2 separate regions of the Homo sapiens genome follow, and region 2 is linked to region 1. Evidence: read pairs that join two places in POLR2A ChIA-PET (ENCODE). Cell type or tissue: endothelial cell of umbilical vein. All regions are shown on one strand. Each heading gives the region's core, and the rest is flanking DNA. Links, peaks and the distances in the headings are about the cores only. Region 1 overlaps LOC105373714 (a long non-coding RNA gene). Region 2 overlaps PKP4 (plakophilin 4).

Region 1 (8,285 bases), core at 1,972-6,971:
TTATCTTTACATATATGGTATTATATATATTCTTAGTATCTTTATATTATAGTCAAAGAAAAGAGAATAACATTTTCTGTGCTTTCTGATAATCACAGTAATAATAGTTTTTATATATTAAACATTGTTCTTCTGTCAGACATTTATATACATTACCTTGAATACAAAAAGCCTTGAAGGTAAGTCAGTCAAGCGAGCTCTGTTTCAGACAGGATGTACTACAGGCTCAGAGAAGCTAGGTGACTCGCCTGAAGCCTCACAGCTAGTAACTGGCAGAGTTGCCATTTAAAACCAGGTCACCTGCCTCACACTTGAAATATTTAGTGAACTCATAAGCACCCTGTGAATACTGAAAAATACTGGTTGGAAGGCCACATCATGCATGAAAGCTAGTATGACCTTTCTAGAATAATAATTCCTAGACAGAGAGAAGAACTGAATGGTGACTTTGAGACATGAAAAGGCATTTCTCTGAAATAAAAAGGCTGAAGAAAGCCGATGATCGGTTAACATTTGGGAAACTCTGAGGTACAGCTAACCATTTGCCAGGCTAGCCTTTGGATTTATTTCTTTTTTGTTGGCTGTGCTGCTGCTACGCTCTTTATTCATATTTTCAAGGAAACACAAGTAAAGCGAATGTTCTCTAATTGCGCTCCCTTCCTGCAGTAAGCCCGCTCCTCCTGAGCACCCGGGCTGGTTCCATACGCAGCTCGTTGTGTGGAAGGGCTGGTGGCAGCTGCAAGTTGGTGTGTGACACATTGAGTAGTCATATTTCTCTTCTCTGTGGCCCTCCAAAGCCCTTTCCAACATAACTTTTCCCCATCTGTTCTCGTTTGCACTGCATAATAGGGGACAGGTTTTGGAACTTGGGATTCAAAAAAACATTAAGAGAAAATAAAAATGAGATGGAATTTGAGTAGAAAGAAACTCGCTGGCTTTCCCCCCCACAGCCCCCTTCCTTAGTTGCTGGGATCATGACCAGAGTATTAAATTGATCAAGTTTTTACTCTCGTCTAGTTGGTTCTCTTTATGGGGTAGCGGGGAAACGTGAGAACAGTAAAACATCTCTTTAAACTGTCTGCAATAAAATAAGCACAGGGCTGAGTCATTAGTAGGAACAATGTTGCCCAATACCTGACAAAGTTTTTCCACATTTGCTTAGAATCTCTAATAAGTTACATTAATTGTCTCCTGCCTCAGGTTCCTTCTCTGTGAAAGGGATGCCTGAAGTGAATTTTAGGAATATTTAGAGACAGTGTTTTCCTGAGTGCCATAAGCCCATCTCTGTTGTATGCACTAAATAATTTTGGAAATGATACAAACATTTTTAAATTTTAATAGTAATAAATTTCTTCTAATATACATTAGGAAGAAAACTGGCAATAGCAAAATATAACCCTGATTTCACAATTATTTTTGCTTAAGAAGAGGCTAAACTGGGCATGTAAGTTTAAAAAGTGAACAAATTTAAAGAGGAATATTCAGTAAATAATAAAAGTGAATATGGCAAAACAGAGAGTACAAGAATGGGTGCTTAAAAAGCAACTATATCAAGGCAGTGGTTCTTTTATTCTTTATGTTTTGTGGAAAGCTTTATTTTATGGTGTGGGCCTCTCGTTCTAGGGTTGGATTAATCATAATCCTTGGGTCATGGCATATGCTATCATTGGTCTAGCAGGGGCTCAGAATCCTTAATGGATAGCACCCCTCTTTGAGAATCTGATGAAAGTTATGGGTTTCCCTGGAAAAATGTATATTCCCATATACAGACAAACTTACATAGAATTTCTAGGTTTTCAGGAACATTTGGAGTGCATCTGTGGGCTTCTGGAAGTTTCAGGTGCATTCAAGGTTGTGTCCACTTGCTTCTCTGCTTTCTTAAGCTCACAGGCCAGCCAGCAGCTGAGGCTTTAAGCCACACCTACTACATTTCTGCAAGGAACAGCATCTTCCCTCACTGCAGGCACCACCCAGCCTGCTGCCTGGGATCATGTAGATATTACGGAAAATATCCACCCCCCACCCACCTCCCCACTTTCGCCTTTTCAAAAACAGAGATGCTACAAAAATGTCAGTAGCCGGGACCAGTTGCTGTTTGCCCAGTTCACCTCATTATCCACTGAGATCTGCTCCTCCTCCCTTCAACGGCTTGCACCTGTGAGCACTGCTATTTCTTTCTCACTTGTCCAGAGACAGGCACCTGCCCCAAGCCAGACCAATCAGCATCTTTCCACTTCCCACATCAGAACTTGGAAAGAGAGGTACATGACATGAAACTCAGTGGGGGTGCTTGTTTGTTAATTCTGCAGAGAAGAGCACTAGGTGCAGACATGGGGTTCTATACATGCTTCTGATGATACTGATTCCTTCAGCATATGTCTTTGGAGCTGAAAAATTTTAAGTAATCACTTCCATAACTCCCACCACGATACTGCACACTGTTCTTCAAGTACTCAGTTATTTATGAGAAGGTTGGTGATAATATTAATCAGAAAGATCATGGTAATGCCTGGCATCTACTGGACCCAGGCACTGTGCCACCTCCACTGCATGCTATATGCATGCCTTCTCGCTCATGAGGCAGGTAATATTATCTACTCCACTTTACAGAAAAGGACTCTGAGGTTATGGTGTCAGAAAGTGCTAGAACCGGATGGGCATGGTGGCACGTGCCTGTAGTCCCAGCTACTCACAAGGCTGAGGTGGGTGGACTGGTTGAGCCTAGGAATTCAAGCTTTGCCTGGGAAACACAGTGAGACTCCATCTCTAAATAATAATAATAATATATACATAAATATATAAAGAAAGGTGCTAGAACTAGTATACAGACCAGGACTGCCTCGCTCCAGACCCTACAACCTTTTCTTCTTCTCAACTTTTGAATAGGTAATTTGTTCACATAGTCTTTTTTTTCTGTTCAAAATAGTGAAACATCTTGCCCTGTCCTTTCCTTCCTTCTCGTTGTTCAAAGCCCCATCCATTTCTGAGGATTTGTGTCCAATTATACTACCCAACATAGACGTATATCTCTTTTTTTATTTAAATGATAGCATATGGTAGCATACGATCTATTTTGCTGAACCTTGCAGGATTCTTTTTCCTACTTACTGCTAATTGAGGAGCTCAGTTCATATCGATACATTGAAAACAACTTTATTATTATTATTATTTTTAAAAAGCAGCTTCATAGTGTTCCATTGTAAGAATGTTTCATAATTTACTGACTCAATATCCTATTGATAGGCAGGTTGTTTTCAATCTTTTGCTTTTATATATAGTGCTGCAAAGAAAACCTCCCACATCTGTCATTTCAGAATTGGGTGAGTATATGTGTAGGAAATATTCCTAGAATGAAATTCCAAGGTCAAAGTGTATGTGAATTTATAATTTTGCAAGAGAATATAAAATTGCCTTCCACGGACCTTGTATCAACTTCCACTTTGACCACAATGTACGAGAGTAACTTGCAGTATTCTTGATGATTTCAAAGTCTTCTTCTACTCTCACATTTAGAAGTTTCATCCTCTCTAGAATGTCTTAAATTGCTTTACCAAAAAGAAAAACAAAGGGCTGGGCATGGTGGCTTGTGCCTGTAATCCCAGCTACTTGGGAGGCTGAGATGAGAGGATCACTTGAGGCCAGGAGTTAAGACCAGCTTGAGCAACACAGCAATACCCTTCTCCAACTCTCTCTATAAAAAACTCTAAAAAATAACAACAGATAACCAAAAGTCTTACAATCAGTTTCTCCCCTGGCCCCATCCGGCACGCACACACATACAGAATTTTTTTCTGTTGTACATTTTTACCTACTTTTCTTAGAGCTCCCCCAACTTTGAAAGGAAGCTACGAGGATAAATGGTTTAAGGGCTTGGGATTCTATCAGCAAGCCAGTCCTGCTTAACCACTCAAAGAGCTGATGTTTCATCTCCAAGCCATTTACCATGAAGTCTTTCCGAGGGGTCTCTGATACCATTTCCCTGTTCCCCATTGCCAACCCTCCCTCCATCAGCTCACTGTCAGGCATCTCCACTGCAAAGCCCTGGCCTCCAGCATTCCTGATAGTTTGCACCAACTACATCTTTGGGGCCCTGCCACTCCACTTATTATTCTCATTCTTTGGGAGGTTAATGACTTTGTGGAAATCTGAAACAGCCCCTCCTCAGGAAGTGGTAAAAGTCTCTTAGAATAACACAAACAAGTCTTGAAAGAGCTCTTGAGTTCATCTGCATTTTAGGCCAATTAAAATCCCTAAAGAAACAATGATATGCATAAAAATTCAAGATTATATAATTGGCAGTGGCCAAAATCTCATAAATTTATATAGATACTGTCCTTTACAAACAATGAAAACATATCTAAAGGGGGAACAGATGCCTTCCCCACTCTCTCTCTCTTCCTCACAAATTAATGACCCTTTCCCTCCTTTAAGTCATTTTAGATATCAATTATTTAGCCAAGAAGAACCAGAAGAGTATCTTCTTTGTAGTAATGAGGCTTTGTCTTCTCAGGAACTCAAGTTCAGTTCAGAAACTTTCAAACATGGTTTTAAAGGCTTTTGTGAGTCAACTGTTAGTGAATCACACAAAGGGGGCCTTTATTAATAAACATATTCTGTTCATTATAGAGAAATGAAAGCCTCAGAATAATTCGCCAAGTGTTTAAAGAGAAAACAAAAACAATGTGGTAAACATATCAGGCCTTGATGAGCTGTCTAGGTAATTGGTTGTTTCTGTGCACCTGGTTCCAAAGACAATATTTAATGTGTAATCTGTTTCATTTGCTTGGGGAAGTAAGTGTAACTCTACCCCCTGGATCACATCTGCATTAAAATGAGGGGAGGCAGAGTCTTGTTTCAGCGAGTGGAAATTTATGCACATGAGTTGTCTTTTACATGGAGACAGCAATTATACCCCTAGAAATGCAGTCTGTGGGAGAAAATGACATATTCAATACTGGGGAACAAAAGCCTAATGCTAAGAGGACATTAACAAGGTTGGGAACCCCCTCCCAACAATTAACTGATCATTTACAAAATCTGCAATCTATAAAATTATTTTTAAAACATGTTTTTCAAAACAATGTGGTTTTTCTCCTTCTTTCTCAAAGAAATAAAAAGATTCAGCAGCAACCATACAGAATCTATTAGCTACTCCACAATAACAAATAATGTTTTAAAATCTCTTAAAATATATCTGGGGATTGAAACAAACACACACCAGGGAGTGATAGGTGATCCCTGGTTTAACAGCCTTATAACGACTGAGGGGAAAAGTGTGGCCAAGAATTTTTCATTTTTACGTGAGAAAGTTGTGGTGTTTGAAAGCAACAAACAGAATTCCAGAACACAGACTCAAAAAAAAAAAAAAAAAAAAAAATAGAGCATATGCAAATAAAAGTTGTTAGTTAAAACTGTTTTTTTAAAAAATAATTTGTTGGTTGATTTTCTTAAAGTCCAAAAGGGCAAAGCTAGAACCATTTAAATGAATTTAAGTTTGTGCTTCTCCCTGTCTTCTCTGGAGACTTTAAGAAATGGATGAGGAAGGATTTGCTGTCTCTCCTCAATGCCTCTGTGTCCTTTCCACTTTTGTGCTTCCTGGGCACACGGAAAGGCTTTATTTCACACACCATACTTTATTTCATGTACTGATTGTATCACCAACAGAAAACTATGTGCCCTGCTTAACTAAGATAGAATACAGTAAGTCAATGAAAACTCCCATTTGTTTTTGAATTTTTCTAAGTTGATAATGCTTAATCTTAATTTTTGGTGCATGGGTATGTGCATACTCTTTAATTAGTCTTGCTACAAAATCTGAGTGACAGCACTAATACTTTTTATTGATTTACTCTGAGATTTTTTATTTGGGTTCTTGGAAAACTTAAGTTTTTCTATCAATTTTGGTATATTTTCAGAAAGTAGCATTGAAAGAGTAACTTCAATGGGTCAGGCTCTGGGGAAAAGCCAGCTGCAAATTCTAAATCCCGACTACCTTTTGGAAAAAACTAGGAATTGTAAATGTAAACAAATATGGAAGAAGGAGAGTTTAAAATGTGTTTAATATATTCTGAACCACCATAGCACTAAAATCATAGATATTGTAAAATTATGGCATGGCAATATGATATATTATAGAAAAGAGCATGATAGAATGGAATTAGAAAACCTGAATTCTACTCTGCATTGGGTAACTACTCTTTTGGAGGAATTCATTCAAACTTTAAGCCTCTATTTCTTCAGTAATTGAAAAAAAAAAAGTAAAATGGAGGTGGAGTCCCCTGACCTGGTTTCATCAAGTCAGTGGCATTGCCATCATGATCATCATCATCAACAACAACAACAAAAATGGGTAGGGTTAGGGGAATAGGGAGGACTAACTGATCTCAAAGTTAAAAGAGACCTAAAAGGCCAAACAGATAAATGCGATAAGTGGTCATTGTCTGGAGTCTGATTTGACAGAAGACTTTTCTGAGAATATTCAGGCAATTAGAATCTGAACTGGAGATTAGAGGATACCAAAGAATCATTAATTTTATTAGATGTGATAATAGCATTATGGTTGTGTAAGAAAATGTCTACATGCTTGTTTATTTATTTATTTATTTATTTATTTATTTATTACTTATTTATTAAGATAATGTCTTGCTCTGTCACCCAGGCTGGAGTGCACAGTGGCCCTATCTTGGCTCACTGCAACCTTCACCTCCCCAGTATAAGTGATTCTCATGCCTCAGCCTCCCAAGTAGCTGGGACTACAGGTGTGCACCACCACACTCAGCTAATTTTTTGTATTTTTAGCAGAGATGGGGTTTCGCTATGTTGGCCAGGCTCGTCTTGAACTCCTGGTCTCAAGGGATCTGCCCATCTTGGTCTCCCAAAGTTCTGGGATTACAGGTGGGAGCCATGGCACCCAGGTGTCCATATGTTTTAGAGATGCTTAGTGAAAGATGTTGGGATGGAATCACATGATGGCTGAACTTTATATTAAAATACTTTAAAAAAAAAAAGAAAGTGGGAAACAGACAAATCAAGTAAATCAATTCTGGCTTGATATTGATTGTTGTTCAACCTGGTGATAGATACCTGGCATTCATTATGCTATTTTTTCTCTTTTTGCTTATGTTTGAAACTTCATTAAACAGAAACCCTAATATCATCAAATTCACACAAAAAAATTGAGGGCTGTATTAAATTAGTTCAAAATTTGCTTCAAAATAGAAAATTCAATCATTCTATTTCAAAGGCTGAGTAGTGATAATTGTAAACATCTAAAGCAATTTTTGTTTTATTTTCAAGATCAAATAGTATCTAAGTAAACTGTGTTACGATTATTCAATTTCATTGGTGCCTAATATCTATCTAAATGAGAATCAAGTGGAAGCAGACAATTCACTGCAGAAAAACTTCCGATGAACACTTGATTTGCCAACAAATCCGCACTTGATTCGCCAACAGGGAACTTCTGACCTTTAGCAGCAACAGAGCAAGCTTTTCCAATTAAAAGCTCATCTCATCTCTACGAGAGGTTGTATGGAACATGTTCATCCAGATCAATAAATTGCCTTTTTCTTCTCCTTTTTCACCAAATAGATTATGTGGCCATTTTCTATCTAGGAATAATCACTGGCACCAACAATTTTTTTCCTTCAAGTATGCGTATTTCTTTTCCATTTCCAAGTCCTTTCCATTATGAAGAGATTCAAATGTTTTCACAATTCACATTTTGAAACTCCAAATTCTTAGATGTCATCAGTAACATCTTTAGCTGTTAAAGAGTGGGACGTTTATTTCCTTCATTCCAAATTGGATTTCTGTGTCAGAAACTGGAGGATTTGGTAACCTTTTGTACTCTGTTGTAGAGCACTAGGAGGAACTGAGTCATAGTCAAACTTCAGACCGTTCATTGGTTTAAAAACTCATGTTTGTCAAAGAGAAAAGTAAAGCAAGATTTGGTGCATTTTATAGTCTAGTACTATTTGGCTTGGTGTTGATGTTAACCTTGATAGGGATAGATGAATTTGGTTGAACACAATTTTTATGGTTACTTAGGAAAATCAAACATTACTTAATGCAGTTTTTATATTATTGATAGTATATACAATATTATTTTGGGAGCTTTAGAATATAATTGGCAAACAACCATTTTATCAAAATAAAACAAACTTTTCAGACTGTTCCCTCCCTCATCACTGGTGACTCCTTCAGTACAATAGAAATGAAAAGAGTTCCCAAGAGAAAGGCAGCCAGCCCCACTGCAAAGATGGGAAAAATAACAAGTGGAAACT
Region 2 (8,285 bases), core at 1,760-6,759, 620 kb before region 1:
AAAGTGTTTGTTCAATGGGAGCATGAAACAAACTGAGGGAAGATATGACAACATATCTGTGTTTTCAATGAAAACACATTTATACACCAGATGGTGTTAGGTTTTGTGGCCATTATGATGCTGAAAGAGCTGTCTAGCAGGAACAAAGGAGTAAAAATAGTGTGATAAATGCAAGAGTAAACAAGCATAAAATCTACCACCACAGAAGTGAGGGGAGCTCAACTTCGCATGGGAGAGCGGGGTCGTCAGGGAAGATGAGACTTACTACAAAGACAGAGAGGCATAAAACACCACAGCGTGCTGTGTTCAGAGAATGCCAACAGTCTAAAATTGGGGTGGAAGCGGGGTGGGGGAGAAAAAGAGAAAGAAAACTCTGGAGATGAGAAGACGAAGGAACAATAGTAAGTGCAAATAAAGACATGGATTGTCTCCACAGCCTTTAAATTTGCCTAAGATGACGGTGAAAGTTGAGGCAAAGAGTCAAACTGAATGAGGTGTCACTGGTCCCAGTGAAGGTGGTAATGTGACCTGGAGTCAGGAGAGTAAAAGTTAGATGGTGTCAACTTAGGAGTACTGGGGAAATGTCTGGAAAGCCCGGTGAGGAGCTAGGAAGCAACCGTGAGGAAAAGAAGACTTTAAAGACATCAAAAAGAAGAAATCTCCAACATCTGCAAAAGAAAAGAATGATTCTTCTCTCCCTCATGTGCCAAATCCCTGGGGGATACAATCATTAAATCGAATCCTAGGAAACCTTGTCCTTCCTTGTCCAAGTGGGCTACTTAAGGACACTAGGAAGATGTACTCGGGTATTGCCATCCTGCTCGCCTCAGTATCCTCACAGGCAGATGCATCAGGGAGCTGCTCCTCAAAACCTCAAGAGAAAGGAAACAAGGCTGCTTCTAAGAGAAGAAAATCAGAAAAATCAATAAAATGAGGATAAGACCGGAAATGGGTGGACGTAAACTAAGAATCAGTAAAAGTATCCCCCAAGAGCTCTAACCTATCATCAAGGAACAGACTCTTAACATGTAGACCAAAATCAGATTATGATTATGACTTATCACATGTGATTGCTGTCATAATTAGAGAAGAGGATAGTTAGTATGAAACACAGAAAAGGAAAACCCAGATTCCTGCCCTCCCCAGAGAAGTAAAAACAAGTGAGATTACAAGAAGGATCTTTGCTCTCAGGGACAGAGATGGTCCTGAGATGAACTCTTCTTGCAAACACATCTTCACCTTTGACAAGATTCTAAGTTCACAATGGCAACAGTCACCTGATCCTAGAAAGGAGAAGTGTACTTGGCAAATATGGACATTTTGATAATTATGAATTAATAAATTTGTGTTCTGGTTTATATATTACTCCAGGTTCTGAGAACTGTAAAACTGAGGACAGGCTCAGGACTGCAGTGACTTCAAAGTTCTGTGATGTGACTTTAGGGAGGTCTTGTCAGTACTGGTGGTTGTTCTCCACAGACAATAAGCTAGCTGATTATTCCAATTCAAAAATTTAAGAAAGGGTTAATATCAACCTATACAAATCAAAAGGTTGGTCATGATGGGTAATATACATCTATTAGTCACTTTAGAACATGATGAAAACAGTTACATGTTGATTCACAAGTGTACAGTGGGACAGCTGTTGGAGTAAGTGTTCCATGCCACATGGGCACACCACAGTTTGTCAGTCAGAATCTGCTCTAATTGACAGAGCTGGCTGAGAATGTTGCACATGCCAACCGTTCCACAACTCTCTACCACTGCTGTGCAATGGCTGTGCTCATGCACTGTATCACCACCACAAGCATGTTAATCTCTCTTCTTTCAATATTCATGGGTTTAAATCACCTTTTCCAAAACAATGCCTTAATTCTGAGATATTGTCTATGTCTAATAATCTGTTTACAGATTTTGTTTTCATGGCAGTTTATTTCCATTTCACCTAAAGTGCAATTTCAAATCCAAGAACCAAGATATACGAGTTTAGTATTCCAAATGATATATAGAAATAACTTAGGCAATTATTCCAATTTTGTATATTTTAAAATAAAGCCTGCCTCATTAAAATAATAATAGTTTGTGTGTTTCTAGTCCAGTCATCCCAAGAGCATAGCTGCATCCAAATGCATATGTAATAGAATTATCTTCAAATATGCTCTAAGCAACCAGAAATACTCTCTAGACAAGATATACCATAACACTTTAAAAAACTGAGTTATGACTCATGCCATACCATTCTTGCTGGCTTTAATACTACCCATTTTGAGGACAAAATGGTTTACTCAGCATTTTTTTTTTCTTAAACACCCAATGGGCTGATTCAGAGTAGGGTATCTTTCATGACTAGCCTGTGTTTGCATGTGCTTCTACTTCATGTGTAAAATTTAAATGCCATTTCATAGTCAGAGGAAGGTAAATAATCATATTCTACATGAAAGCTTGTACAAAAATAAAACTGCAAATCAAAAATGTTTAATTTTGAAAATTTATTCCTAATTGGTTGGCAGGGCTCTCCCTTTCTCTCTCTGATAAATACAATTTGTCACTGTTTTCTAGAAGGAAATTAAGTCAGGTGACAGTTAATTGAGCAAATATAGTACATCAGTTAAATACTAGATTAAATTTTTCAAAGTTAAAGAAAATTCTCCCATTTACTAATTTCTTCCAAAGGATAGAACATTTGTTTTGTAGTAATGGTAAATTATAGGATTCAAATAAAATTGTTTAACCAAAATCACACTTTTGATACATAATACACTATGTACAGAAAATAAAGAGCACCAACTTAACTTTTTTTTTTTGAGACAGAATTTCACTCTCCCCCCGAGGCTGGAGTACAGTGGCGCAATCTTGGCTCACTGCAACCTCCGCCTCCTGGGTTCAAGTGATTCTCCTGCCTCAGCCTCCCAAGTAGCTGGGATTACAGGTGTGTGCCACCACGCCCAGCTAATTTTTGTAGTTTTAGTAGATATGGGGTTTTGCCATGTTGGCCAGCTGGTCTTGAGCTCCTGACCTCAGGTGATCCGCTCGCCTTGGTCTCCCAAAGTGCTGAGATTTCAGGTGTGAGCCACCGCGCTCAGCCCCTGACGTGAGTTTCGGCAGAGCTCTGCATGCTCCCTCCTGCCCAGCTCTCTCCAGGGTTCCTCCTTCACCATACTCAGGCTCACAGAGGCCTTCCCCTACCACTCTGTGGTCTGGCACAACAGGAATTGAGCTGCACTTTGAAGAATGAGGAATGGTGACAGAAAAGTAGAGCAGATGCAGTGGTAGAGATCAATCACTAAAGAAATCTCGGGCAAAATCTAGGTGTAAATTTGGAAGGGGTCCCTCTGCATCTGCTTGTCCCCAAATGGGGGGCACAGTGGGCATTCTTGCTGAAAGCAGTTCCCTTTCAACATAGCTGCCTTAGAATAGGTCTATTCTCATGCCTTCCATCAGCTGCCTGGGCAGGGGAAGTGGACTCACCCCACCCCACCAGCCCAATCTGGCCCAGCCCTCCTGGAACTCCAGCCCTGCTCTTCTTATCATTTCAAAGCCCACAAGCAAGTGTCAAACAACTCCACTACCACTTGAATCACCAAATCATTTCTTCCTTTGACACACAGGCACTTTGCAAGTGCCTCATCCTTAAGAAGACATTCATTAATGTGTTCTGAAATTGCCTTTTTTCGATGACTCACTCCTCTAGTCCAACCAATCTAGTTCAAGTCTTAGCAACACGCAATGCTCATTTTCACCCACTTGTATTTGCTCTTTAAAATGCTCCCACATCTTTTTAGATTTAAATTTAATAAGACCAAGATCCCTGTCTTCTATGTTTGTATTTTCTATGATGTCTAACACATGTTCTGAGGCATTTAATAAAATGCCTGCTGACAGAACTGATTCTACTATTTGAGGAGTTGAAAATAGAAACTGGCACTATACTGCTACATTTACAGAAAAATGTTTAATATATTAGATCAGTCATATTCAGACACAAAGAACCACTGAACAGTCTGCTTCCTTAATGAAGTCTTTTGTTTATTAGTTGGCAGTAAAAATGTCAGAAAGAATCAGATTTCATTTTCAATCTTCCTACTTGGGTAACTTCTTTCCTTTTAGGTGAGGGTTTTGAATTTCTTAAAGGAAGAATTTTGGGAAATAACCACAAGTCAAGGAAGCTACATTCCATTAGCAGGAAATAACACAACCTATGTTACAATGTGGTCACACTGGTATTTCTTTTTTTTTTTTTTTGAGATGGAGTTTTGCTCTTGTTGCCCAGGCTGGAGTGCAGTGGTGTGATCTCGGCTCACCGCAACCTCCACGTCCTGGGTTCAAGCGATTCTCCTCCCTCAGCCTCCCGAGTAGCTGGGATTACAGGCATGTGCCACCACGCCTGGCTAATTTTGTATTTTTAGTAGAGACAGGGTTTCTCCATGTTGGTCAGGCTGGTCTCAAACTCCCGACCTCAGGTGATCCACTCGCCTCAGCCTCCCAAAGTGCTGGGATTACAGGCGTGAGCCACCGCGCCCGGCCCACACTAGTATTTCTATATCATCACCTCCAGACCTAGTGTACACAAAGGAGTACTTTTAATGTGACCCTATAAATCAGAGCTATAATTCCACCAATAATCTAGAAAGCTGTTAACAAAGTCTTGATTGTCTTATGTCTCAAAAAGTCTTGATTGTCTTATGTCTCAATATACTGAAACATCACCTGTTCAGATTAAATGAGCAAGAAAATGAAAGACTGGATTGTTTCATTTCCTCACAGACTGTTTTTATTGTTGCCAATAAAAATATAGATATCTGTTCTGATTTGATGAAAAGATCAAAGCAGCATTTGATAATTCTAAAAGTGAGTGGTAAAATACCTCAAAGATTTTAACTGTGTTTATATCTCTTAAAATATTGTTACTCTTAAAATTTTGCTTGATACTTCATTTATTCAGAGTGCAAAGATAATTTCAGTATACAAAATTGAACTGATTACAAATTCATAATCTATCAGAATCTAAGTCATATGTGATATAATCAAATCTCAAAAAATTAGTATTCTCAGTTTAAAATATTGTGATGTTCCCAAGATGCATTTTTGTGTCATTTTAATTTTTGGTGGGGGTGGGAACTTGCTTTTCATTAATCTGAAGACCATAAACTATAATTTGAAATTCACTGATAGGTAGATATTTCTCTTAGATACTAAAGAATATCTAATGACCTCCCAAAGATGGTACATTCACCAATAAAGTATGGCATTACAGAGTATAAATAATGATTAATAAATATTTAGAAACCCAGCAGTGCAAAGAAAGAGAACACATGTTAGATGACTTTCCACAGTCACCCCAGAACCTCTCTACAATTAAGGTAATGGTAGAAATATAAAATTTTGATGTCCAGCCTACTAGGATTATAAAGCCTGTGTCAACAGTACCATCTGTTTACGCAGAAGAATGTATGCTCACAATTCATAAGAATTACAGCAACATATGTAATTTTGAACATCAGAGGTATCATGATAAATAAGACATTTAATCTAACGTTTAGCAAAGATGGAGCAAGCTGGCACTTTGATGGAGTAGAAAAAGAAAGTGAAAAGGCAATCTGCTCATTTTACAGTACAATTCTCTACTCTTTCTGAGTTACTACTAGTACTCTAGGAACAGCTGGGTTTCTTGGTATCAATTTTCTACCTATATGTCAATTATAAACTATTACAAAACTCATGCTAGAATTGTCCATGGGAGTTAGGAACTGCTTAGGACACGCAGTGGTTTCTAACTTTCCTTCACTGGCATCTTCTTCTTCTTTTTTTTTTTTTTTTTTTTTTGAGACGGAGTTTTGCTCTTGTTGCCCAGGCTGGAGTGCAATGGCGTGATCTTGGCTCACTGCATCCTCTGCCCCTCCAGGTTCAAGCAATTCTCCTGCCTCAGCCTCCCAAGTAACTGGGATTACAGGTGCCTGCCACCATGCCCAGCTAATTTTTTGTATTTTTTTTTTTTAATAGAGACGGGGTTTCACCATGTTGGCCAGGCTGGTCTTGAACTCCTGACCTCAGGTGATCCGCCCATCTTGGCCTCCCAAAGTGCTGAGATTACAGGCGTGAGCCACTGTGCCTGGCCTTGTTTCTATTTTCAATGTCCTGGGTAGAATGTCTAAGGGATGAAATGGTCTTTGAGTGGGGGAAACTGAACATACCTTATTAAAGGAGAAAGGCAGCAGCCACCCTGTGGCAGAGCAGAGGTAAAGGAAGTCCACTCCTGGCAATGAATCCAGGAATATCTCAATTATGGAAAGCTCACCACGGAGAGCAACAGGGTCACATTACTCTACATTCAGCCAGCAGAAAAAATTTAGAGAGCTTTTCCTACACAGCAATCCACACTCAAGGAAATTCTGTGGACCCGGAGACCCCCCCACACTACCTTCTTATCAGACTGCTCAATTCAATGTATTAACTTGGTTCTTTTGAAATGTGTGAGAGAAAAAAAATAAGTTTGAGCAAGACATCAATGTTAACTTCAGTAATGTGATGGTCACAAAAGAACTGAAATTCTTTTTTAAATTTAAAAAAACAAACCAAGAAGTCAAGAGTCCAAGCCTCTGTCAAGACCTGTAATCCATTCTCCCTCCAAAAGCAGAGTTTTTCAAATGGGGAAAGGTAAGCAAGGGACTGAACTGGCAAAGTGCCAGATGAAACACATTAGAAAGAGTTAGCTAGAACAGTCTCAGGTTGCCATGACCGAGTCCTGGTTTCACGGTACTCTGTTGATCTTCACCACTGTGATATCTAAACCATCTGGCTTTGAATTTACCTTCGACTAACAGCTGCCATGGGCAGCTACTGAAATTACATCACAACAAAGCTACCCCATTAGCGGCATAAACTCATCTTCATACCTTCACAGTGGTGAGTCACATAGTGAAAAACACCCAGAAACAATTCTCTCTAGAGTTGAATGCATGTACCTTGATTCAGTATGTAATACCAGTCATTTATGGATCAATATATCTGCACCACTGCAAAATATATGGAGCAAGAGAGAGGTATAGAACATAAAAACATCGAAGTAATGGAAATGTCATCTTGGCCTTCAAAGCAAAAGAAAGAACAAAATAGTCAGTGGCTGGATGGAACAGGCTTTATGCTGACCAGGAGAATCACACGACTATTCTCCCAACCTTTCTTTCTATAATTCCATACTGTTATTTAGGAGAGACAAATAGTAGCAGCAACCTAATAGGAACACATCCTCTAAAGTGAGTGCAACCATGAATAACCAGAAACTAAATATGATCCTTTTAGACCCATCCATCCTAAAAGTGATATTGCCTCTATAGGAACTTCTTGGCAAAATGTCGTATGAACACTCTAGTCTGAGGGAATCGGGTAAAAGTTCCATTCCAACAATCCGTTCATATTCTCTTCAGAATTTTAGAATATTCCAAATTATTTCAGGATTTTAGAATATTCCAATTCATAAAGTTTTCCTAAAAGGTTAAAAGTAGGCATAAGTATAAATATCAAAGAGATTTATTGTGTCAATTCTTGATCAGATTTCAAAAATAACAGAACAGTATTTAAAGAGAGTAGAAACTATCACCAAAGAAGCCCTTGTACCAAATACACAATCAGTCAAGAAGCACTTCTGTCAGGAAGCCCTGAGGACTTTGACACATATCTAAACATTTTTGTGGCCAAATTATATGGTAGCAACATATACTTAAGGACTAATGAAAACAGCAGCTTCAAATAACTTTAGAAATGAGAAGGACCTTGGTGATCGTCTAACTGAGCTGTCTGCCAAATTCTTAATTTTGTTAATACCTTTACTTAAATACCCTTGGGAGGGAGCACTGATACAAAAAATTATAAAAACAGGAGCTGCTCCTCTTAGGCCTTCTTCATCTCCTCAACCACAACCTGCACTGAGGCTTCCTAAAGCTTGGAGGAAGGCCACTTAACATCAAGGACTGCACTGCAGAGCAAGGTGACTGGAGGCTCAAAGCCAGGGCATAACTTGTCCACAGTCTTGCTTCTGGGATCTTTCAATTGCCATGTTCAAGCAAAGCAACACAATTCTGAAGGAAACGCAGTCTGATCATCTAATTTGAAAGTACTTTCTTCATATTTACACAACCATTCTTTTTAAAATTCACATTTCACAGTATAGCTTGGAGGGAAAAAGTTCAGGCTTATTATTTTACAAATCTTTTACTTAAGGTTTCAAAACAGGGCTGTTGAAGCTCACAGTTGAGGGATGCGCCTCCTGTGTACTTATGGTCTTCTTC

What was found. Peaks named below come from ENCODE experiments on the same cell type or tissue, not always from the same donor. Only the 100,000 strongest peaks of a DNase experiment are listed, where the experiment ranks them.
Region 2: POLR2A ChIA-PET joins it to region 1 with 5 read pairs; 2 of 35 experiments call an interaction of 5 or more read pairs at or near these places.

Annotation. Positions count from the first base shown.
Region 1 is chr2:157,887,710-157,895,994 of GRCh38, reverse strand. The region is part of intron 1 of LOC105373714 (a long non-coding RNA gene); the gene reads right to left. Among named protein-coding and RNA genes, the nearest start is that of ACVR1, 16 kb to the right of the region's middle. In endothelial cell of umbilical vein, for the core only: no CTCF peak of the experiment used is centred there; no DNase peak of the experiment used is centred there.
Region 2 is chr2:158,505,905-158,514,189 of GRCh38, reverse strand. The region is part of intron 1 of PKP4 (plakophilin 4); the gene reads right to left. Among named protein-coding and RNA genes, the nearest start is that of PKP4, 53 kb to the right of the region's middle. In endothelial cell of umbilical vein, for the core only: no CTCF peak of the experiment used is centred there; a DNase peak (open chromatin) is centred at 3,949.